Linked DNA regions of Homo sapiens: all the other regions are linked to region 1. A link is a loop called in an ENCODE intact Hi-C map of the cell type or tissue named here. Cell type or tissue: OCI-LY7. All regions are shown on one strand.

Region 1 (2,500 bases):
TGCAGAAATCGCTTAAACTTTTTGTTTGCAGTTGCTCCCTCCTCTGTGTTTAACTGTATTTTAAGGGGGGGTTCATTTTCCAATCCTCTTTGCTAAATGTCGGCTGCTAGGTACTCATCCCCCCTGGAATGCCCTCTCTTTCCATTTTTATGACTCAGCAACTTTCCCTGGGCTTCCTGCCTCTGAGCTGGCTGGAGCTGTGAGACAATTTCGGGCTTTGGGCAGCACCTAAGACATACAGGATGCGAATCCATGTTAGGATCGTAGTGACCTCTTCCATATAATCCCCCATTGTACTACTCCTCAAGAGAGAACACTCTGTCTTCTCATCAGTGTAATCTCAAACCCTGCACCCTGACTGTTGTGGGTGTAGCAGACACACAAGAAATATTTGCTGAATGTTAAGTGAATTGGAATAAACATGTTGATTTAAGTGACAAAACCTTCTATTTTTCATAATAATAAATGTATAATGATTGTCAAAAAATGAAAAAAGTTAGATGTACAAAATGAAAACCAATATTACCTACAGTTTACCCCCGCAACCGGTAGCCCCGGGGAATAGATGTGGATACGGATGTGCATCTAGGTATGGATAAAAATGCAGGGATTCATGCACACACAGGTCACGTCTTATCTGGTGGCCTCTTTGGGATAATATGTTCAAGGCTTTTCAGATGCCATTCGCATCATCGAATACAGCATTTTTATAGGATCTTACATCTTAAATTGGCTTAATGTTTTGTTCTCCGATTATAAAATCTGAAAACAGGAAAAATTAAATAAGAATACAAAGCAAGTCTCTGATCCTGCACTGCCCAAGAGGCCCTGTTAGCGCGTTGGTATGGCGCCTTCCAGATCTTTTTCTGCATGAAATCATGGGCTTATCACAAAGATGGGAACTTCTTTCCTCACTTCTTCTTGCCCTGTTGTGAACATCTGTCTATGGCCCTTCTCCAAGGCCATCTGGGGATGTGGATGTGAGGCTGGCATCTGCTCTCGGGCTCTTTTCTGTCACGTTTTGCTGTTAGCTCCCTGGCTAACATCCACATGCACTGGCTCTCTGGCATCTCCATGATAAATTCTTATGAGCAGGATTTCTGGGTCAAAAGAGAGTGCATTCCCAGGCTGTGGAGACAGGGGACACGTTCAGGAGGGCCTAAAAGGCTGAACCGTGTCTCAGCCTTGAGGCCTCTCAGAATCGCCAGCTTGGGAAGTTAGGAGGCCTGTGGTTGCTCATCACTCCCTCACCAACTCGTTCTGCCCAGGGAAGGTCCTGGGGTGGGGGCTTCAGAGCCCTGTCCTGGCCACCCCCCTCCCTGGGGTCCTGCTGACAATCAGGGCCACTGCTGGCTGGTTCTGAGATGCCTTCTGGTGGACCCTGGGACCCAGGATGGAGCTCAGGGTGTGGGGAGGCAGCCAGGGGGCAGCATCAGGCCCAGGGGCTGGACTAGGAGGGGGTGGGGTGGGGCGCAGGCTCTACTGCCCCCACCTGTGAGCTGCACAAACATCCAGCAGCAGCCCTGAAACTGCCCCATGCTCCTCCTGGGCCACACCTGGGCCTGTTTGTCACTCATCCCATGCCCGGGTGGCCATGAGCTCAGTTTCTCTTCCTCTTATTTTTCTCCTTTTGTCACTCTGAGTTCTGGTTTCAGCCAACTTGGGGTTAAATTTAGCCTGGGGATTTCCAGGGGTGGCCAGCTGCAGGCAGGGCCACCAGAGCTGGGAAAGCGCATCCCCCAACCCCATCCCTTGGCCTGGCCCCCACCCTACTCCCATCTCAGGCCTCCCTGGCCAACCCCTTCACCCAGGAATCTGCTGGTTTCCTGAATGGCTGGCACTCGGGGTCCCTGACCCAGTTCCTCCTTGACCAGAGGGAAGGCTGGGCCCAGGAAGGCAAAGGCATTTGCCCAGGTTCACACAGTGTCACCCGCAGGCCCAGGCAAGAGCAATGACTGAGGGTAGGTGAGGGTCCCCATAGGCCAGGCACAGCTTAGGCATCATCTCAATCCGCAAACCTACCTTGTGGGGAGGGACTCTTATCACCCCCTTGGGCAGATGAGGAAACTGAGGGCTACAGAAGAGAAGCAGATTGCTCAAGGTCAAGGGTTGATGAGGGCTGAGCATGGTGGGGGGACCCCTTCTCTGTCTGACACTGAGGTCTGGGCTCCCAGGGCAGATGCCCCTTTGGGAAGAACAGTGCTCTGGGCTCCCACAGGCCTTTGCAGCCACCCTCCTTCCTTGCATCTCCCAAGGCACAGGGAAGGAATGGCCATCAGGGCCTGTAGCCCTAACTCTCATCCATGCTGCTTTCAGGCCTCTTTTCTGCACCCCTGAAATGGGGCTGGAGCTGTGGAATGGTGGAGGAAGTGAACAATCTGGTCTCTGGCAGAGGGCAGTGGTCCACACAGCCACCCTCCATACAGGTCTTCTCCATGCAGGCTCCTCCACACGGGTCCCACCACACAGCGCCCTCCACACGGGCCCCTCCACACAGGTC
Region 2 (2,500 bases), 890 kb after region 1:
TCCGCCTCCTGGGTTCAAGTGATTCTCCTCCCTTAGCCTCCTGAGTAGCTGGGACTACAAGCATGCACCACCACACCTGGCTAATTTTTGTATATTTAGTAGAGATGGGGTTTCTCCATGTTGGCCAGGCTGGTGTCGAGCTCCTGACCTCAGGTGATCCGCCCACCTCGGCCTCCCAAAGTGCTGGGATTACAGGGTTGAGCCACCATGCCCGGCCCACATTTCCTTTATATTGCACCTGGCATTCACAATTATGTCCTCTAATCTTTTACCTATTAGATTGCTCTCAAATACTTGTATTTTATTTCATTGATTAATCTTCTCCTTACAGAACAATTTTCCACTTACTATGCTTATAGGATGCATTAGGTATTAACTTCACAGTAAGAATCAGAGTTTCTTAAGAAGTGTAACTTTTCTAATAAAGTATATTTTAATTGTTGGTAAAAGTCTAAAATCTCACATGCCAAATAAACAAATAGGGGTCTCTGCAAAGAGAAAAAGGCCCTTTGATCAATGTGTTTCTATGTTGTGGTTGTATGGGGGTCATCTAAATGATGGGTGAAGATGGGGTTGGGGTTGCTACTCACTTCATTGGAGGAGCGGGCAGAAACCTGCCTCTGCATTGCAGTTGCATAGGACACAGTGCTCTCTCCTGGGTTGTATATTAACAAGTCAATGTCCCTGGAGCCATGTGGGGGGCAAAGATGTGGGGGGCTTTGGTCCGCCATTAGAAATGTGGTGCTGTCACACATGCATTTTTATCTCGATGGAAAACTATCTTTAAACCAGATATTTTCCCCAAAATATCAAAAATCATTTTCAACTACAAGCTAACGCTCCCACTTCATTTGTTCTTTCCAGATACTGCCTGAGGTATGTCAGAGGATAAGGAAAGGGCACAACAAGAGCACACACATGGGATCATTGTCTTGTGTGGGTGTTGGGGGCAAACAGGGACGTGGGGCCCAGGAAGCCTCAACTAAGTGTGAGGAACAAGTCTGGGTCTGTAGAAGGAATAAAGAGAGCTCTGTGACAGAGGGAAAGGGGATTCTAATGAGAGGACAGGCATGGGCCCAGGTCATAAGAAGGTGGGATAAGCTTGAGGTGACCCTGCTGAACACACACTCAAAGGCAGACCACCGGAACCTCTGAGCATTTAGTCCAGCATCTCCAAATAAAAGAGAAGGAAAATCTGGGAAAATAAATATTTCCTTAGTTTACCCTTGCATTCATTTTTACTACTGATTAATGCATGTGTATGTTCATGTAAGTATCTAGCCACAAATATATTCACAACAATGTTTCCTATAAATATTCATTAATACTGCAGATTTAGTTATTTTAACTTATGATATTATTTTTAATAGTTTTGAATAGCACACACTTTGTCACGTGGAAACCAGCCCTTGTCATTTTTGGTTTAGTTTAAACAGTGCTCTATGACGCCCCCGCATACCGAGTGAAGCTAGGGGAGCTCCTGAGTTTTCGTCTCACTTCCCCTGAGGCGCTGTGTGAGCACTGAGGCTGCTGTCCCAGGCTGAGCAGTAATAGGCAGGCTTGTCCTTGGTCTGGAGGCCAGAGATGGTCAGAGATGCCATGTTCCTAACCGGGAGCCAGGGAATCTCTCTGAGATCCCTGAGAGTTGGCTGTTTTTCCTGTTGATCAGGTGTTTGGGGGCATGGCCCTGGTGCTGCTGCGGCCAGACAGCTCCATCTTTGCCAACATTGTTGCTGTCCCCAGTGCAGGTGAGTGTGGTTGTCTATCCCAAGCCCTTGGATACAGAGAGCTGCTGAGTCTGCCCTGCCTGGGCCACAGACACTGCAGGGGGACAGAGAGGGCCATGAGAGCAGGTTTACAACCCAGTGAGCCAGAGAGTGAGGGGGTATGGAGCAGAGCTGGGTGTGGATCCCCCGACATAAGGTTCTTTCTCACCTGAATAGTGAGGGTGGAGATGGAGGAGAGGAGCCCAGAGCATAGTGCAGATTTCCAGCTTCCTGGAGCACTGCTTTGGAAACTGAGCTCCTCTAAGTACCTTTGTATCTCCCAAAAACGTCGTAAGGTAGAGTCACTGTATTCACATAAGACCTTGCTATGTGTCTCTTACTTGTCCACCCTGATCTGGGTACTCACAGGTCAGAAGGAGAAAAGATAAAGAGGAGATGAGCTGACCCAGTGGGTGGAGGTGGCCTGGCTCATTATGACTCTGGGTCGGGGCAGGTCAGTGTTGCATCCCAAACCTAGTCCAGTGAGCTGATGGCTGAACTCCCTTGGAGGCCCTGAGTGGTTTTCATTTGGGCAGGATCATCTCAGTGATGATCCTCACTGTCCTCAGACCCAAAATATTTCCTGCCTCTCTGCCACATCCGGGCATTTCAATGAGAGGAGCATCGGTTGTCCTGATCCTCTTTTCTGAAGCTGTTCATGAGGTTGGAGAGGAATCCAGGGTAGCTGGGAATTCTAAACAAAGCACTCATCAGGCTTAGCGATGCCCTTCTTA
Region 3 (2,500 bases), 770 kb after region 1:
TGGCCCCAGCCAGCTGAGCAGTGAAGGAGAAAAGGAAAGAGGCCACGAGCCCAGGCCATGGTGGGGACCCGCCACACAGCTGTGTCCTGAGGACCCTCAGGTGGGCCTGGATTCTTCAAGTCTCTCCTATCCTTCCAGCAGTTCAGGGCGAAGGGGGTTAGGAGGGACTTGCAAACCAGCCTCCTCTCCTGGGCTGTCTAAACCCCACCTTGGGTTCTGACTCTTGACCTCTGCCTGGAAAGCTAACCCCGGGAGAGTGTGGACCTGGGTGTGGCTATTCTGTGGGTACTCAGGGACCTGTGAGGACACAGCTGCTAGTCCCAGTGAGCAGGGGACAGAGGGCTCCAGGCCAGGACCAGGGGGTGGCTCCCAGCTGGGATCCACAGCACAGCCCTCAGGGCTAGGCCACAGCATCCCCTGCTGCCCAAAGCTCAGACACACCCATGTCTCCTGTCTCTTCCTCTGTCCACTTTGTCCTCCCTAAAAGAATGGAGCTGGGCAGTGTCCATGCCAGGCCACACCTGGTCTCAGGTCTCCACACAGCCCCTACCCCTGGACTCACCTGCCCAACTCACTGTATGGTTTACGGGACTCTGCTAAGAGCTCTGCCTCTCTGAAAAGCATTCCCTGGGTACAACGAAGTGGGAGGCCCAGCAGGGACAGGGCATCCCCTCCCTCCAGGGCACCAGGAGCTGCTCCCTCTTCCTTCCCCCTGGCTGATCAGAGCCTGTGCCCAGACTGCCAGGACCTGCCCTTGGGTTCAACCTCTCCCTCTGTGCCCCTCTTCCCTTCTGCCCCTCACTTACACAGATTGCAGAAAGTGAGATTAATGAATGAATACATTAATAAGTAAATAAATATTTCCCAACCCAGGCATAAATTCTATGTCTAGACACAGTGCAATTTTGAAAGTGAGGAAAGAGGGAAGCTCTGGGTAGGCTCCTGATTCCTAATTCTCCCTCCTGTCTTGAGCATTGAGAGACTATTAGCACTTTTAAGGGGTGGGGTCAGCACCCTGTAAGCCTGCCTTGGGCATATGGAAAAAAAATGCTCCTACAGTTTCAGAGAAAGCCCTTACAGAGTTTGGAGACAATGACTTGGATAAAGACCATGGTTGCAGAGCAGGGCCCTTGAAGCAGCCCTGGGTTCTCCCCTGGCCCGAACCCCAGTGAGGAAGGCAATGGGAGGAGGATGAAGGGAGGAGCCCGGGTTGTGGGGAGCCCCTGTGAGCTCTGCTCCCTGTGGTCTCTAGTGGAGCCCAAATGCCTACATCTCCTCAGTTACCACCCACACCCAGGACACAGAGCCAGACTGCAAGGTGGGATCTTCTTGCAAATCTGTTCTCCACTCAGCCATGCAAGCCCCACTCTTGGCACAGAGTATGAACCTGCTCCTGGAGCTGAAAACAGATCACAGGGAAGAGTGGGACGAGGACACCCAGAGGCTCTGGGAGGGACAGCATCTGGGATACCGAGCACTGGACATATAACATGGGACTTGGTTGTCATGTGATCTTCCCTAGGGACCCTCAGAAAAAGACCCAAGACCTGGTTCCCCTGTGGCTTCAGGACCCAGCTCCTGCCTCATTATCACTGCTCTAGCACTGAGCCCTTCTCCTCAGAACAATCACAAAAGACACTTTTCTTCATGTTGCACCATCTGTATCACATCTGGCCCCCCACCTGTCATCTGATTCCCCCACAGACCATCCCCTGCTCACTTCAATTTGCTTTTCTGCATCATCGTCAGGTCTCAGCCTCCCTAGGGATGTCTCTGCAGGAGGCCCACATTGCAGAGAGCTCAGCCCCTTGACAGCTGTGCCTTGGTTGCCCAAAGCTCAGCACCTCTTCCTTCCAGCCCTAGGCCAAGCCAGGGCCAGGCCTTTCAGAAGGGTAAACCTACATTTCTTCAAGTGTCAGACTTCCACTGTCACAATCAGATCCTGGGGAGCAAACATCAAGATGAAGATGTTATCAACAAAGATTATGGGGAGTAGTTTCTGTAATCCCCCCTAAAACTATCTCCCTATTGGACAATTACTATCCTTCCCTCTAGCCAGCCCTAGCAATGAGTGGAGTGTGGAGGGATTGGTAAACTCAATGAGCCAGGAGAGCCCAGGGTCCAGGAACCCATTATGATGCAAGGATGAGCAGTGAGCAGTGAGCAGATGCCCTCGTGGCTCTTAGGAAATGCTACTTAACCAGGTGAAAGCTTTCTATGGGCTGTGCTTTTTATCCCTCTAGTCCCCAAAGAACTGAGATGCATTCCAGCAACGTTCCAGCCAAATAAGCAGAAAGGGGAAATAATGAAGGCTCAAGGTTCTTAGGATTAAAGTAGAACAGATGAACAGTGATGGGGCCCAGAGAGCCTTCCTTACTGGGAGGTTGATCCTGCACCTTGGGATCCGGGAACTCCTTGGGGGCATCTTCTGAGGATTTAGAGGGAGTGGCTTCCCTAATAATGATGCACCAAGTTAAAAGCATCAGACTTGCTGGAATCA

What was found. A loop is a pair of places that touch in the nucleus more often than their neighbours do. Peaks named below come from ENCODE experiments on the same cell type or tissue, not always from the same donor. Only the 100,000 strongest peaks of a DNase experiment are listed, where the experiment ranks them.
Region 2: it touches region 1 in a loop (5-fold over the local background); 2 of 110 quality-filtered maps call a loop at or near these places.
Region 3: it touches region 1 in a loop (10-fold over the local background); 2 of 110 quality-filtered maps call a loop at or near these places.

The regions. Positions count from the first base shown.
Region 1 is chr22:22,934,863-22,937,362 of GRCh38, reverse strand. No RefSeq gene overlaps it. Among named protein-coding and RNA genes, the nearest start is that of IGLL5, 48 kb to the right of the region's middle. RefSeq lists an enhancer at 1,526-1,905. In OCI-LY7, CTCF peaks have their summits at 1,184 and 1,399; DNase peaks (open chromatin) are centred at 1,592 and 2,402; H3K4me3 peaks cover 1,197 bases; H3K27ac peaks cover 2,410 bases.
Region 2 is chr22:22,042,930-22,045,429 of GRCh38, reverse strand. It overlaps the pseudogene PRAMENP, IGL and the pseudogene IGLV10-67. Among named protein-coding and RNA genes, the nearest start is that of TOP3B, 61 kb to the right of the region's middle. In OCI-LY7, CTCF peaks have their summits at 1,241 and 1,444; DNase peaks (open chromatin) are centred at 619, 1,469, 2,148 and 2,329; H3K4me3 peaks cover 2,500 bases; H3K27ac peaks cover 2,500 bases.
Region 3 is chr22:22,163,982-22,166,481 of GRCh38, reverse strand. It overlaps IGL. Among named protein-coding and RNA genes, the nearest start is that of VPREB1, 80 kb to the left of the region's middle. In OCI-LY7, CTCF peaks have their summits at 428 and 1,416; DNase peaks (open chromatin) are centred at 401, 1,751 and 2,071; H3K4me3 peaks cover 2,500 bases; H3K27ac peaks cover 2,500 bases.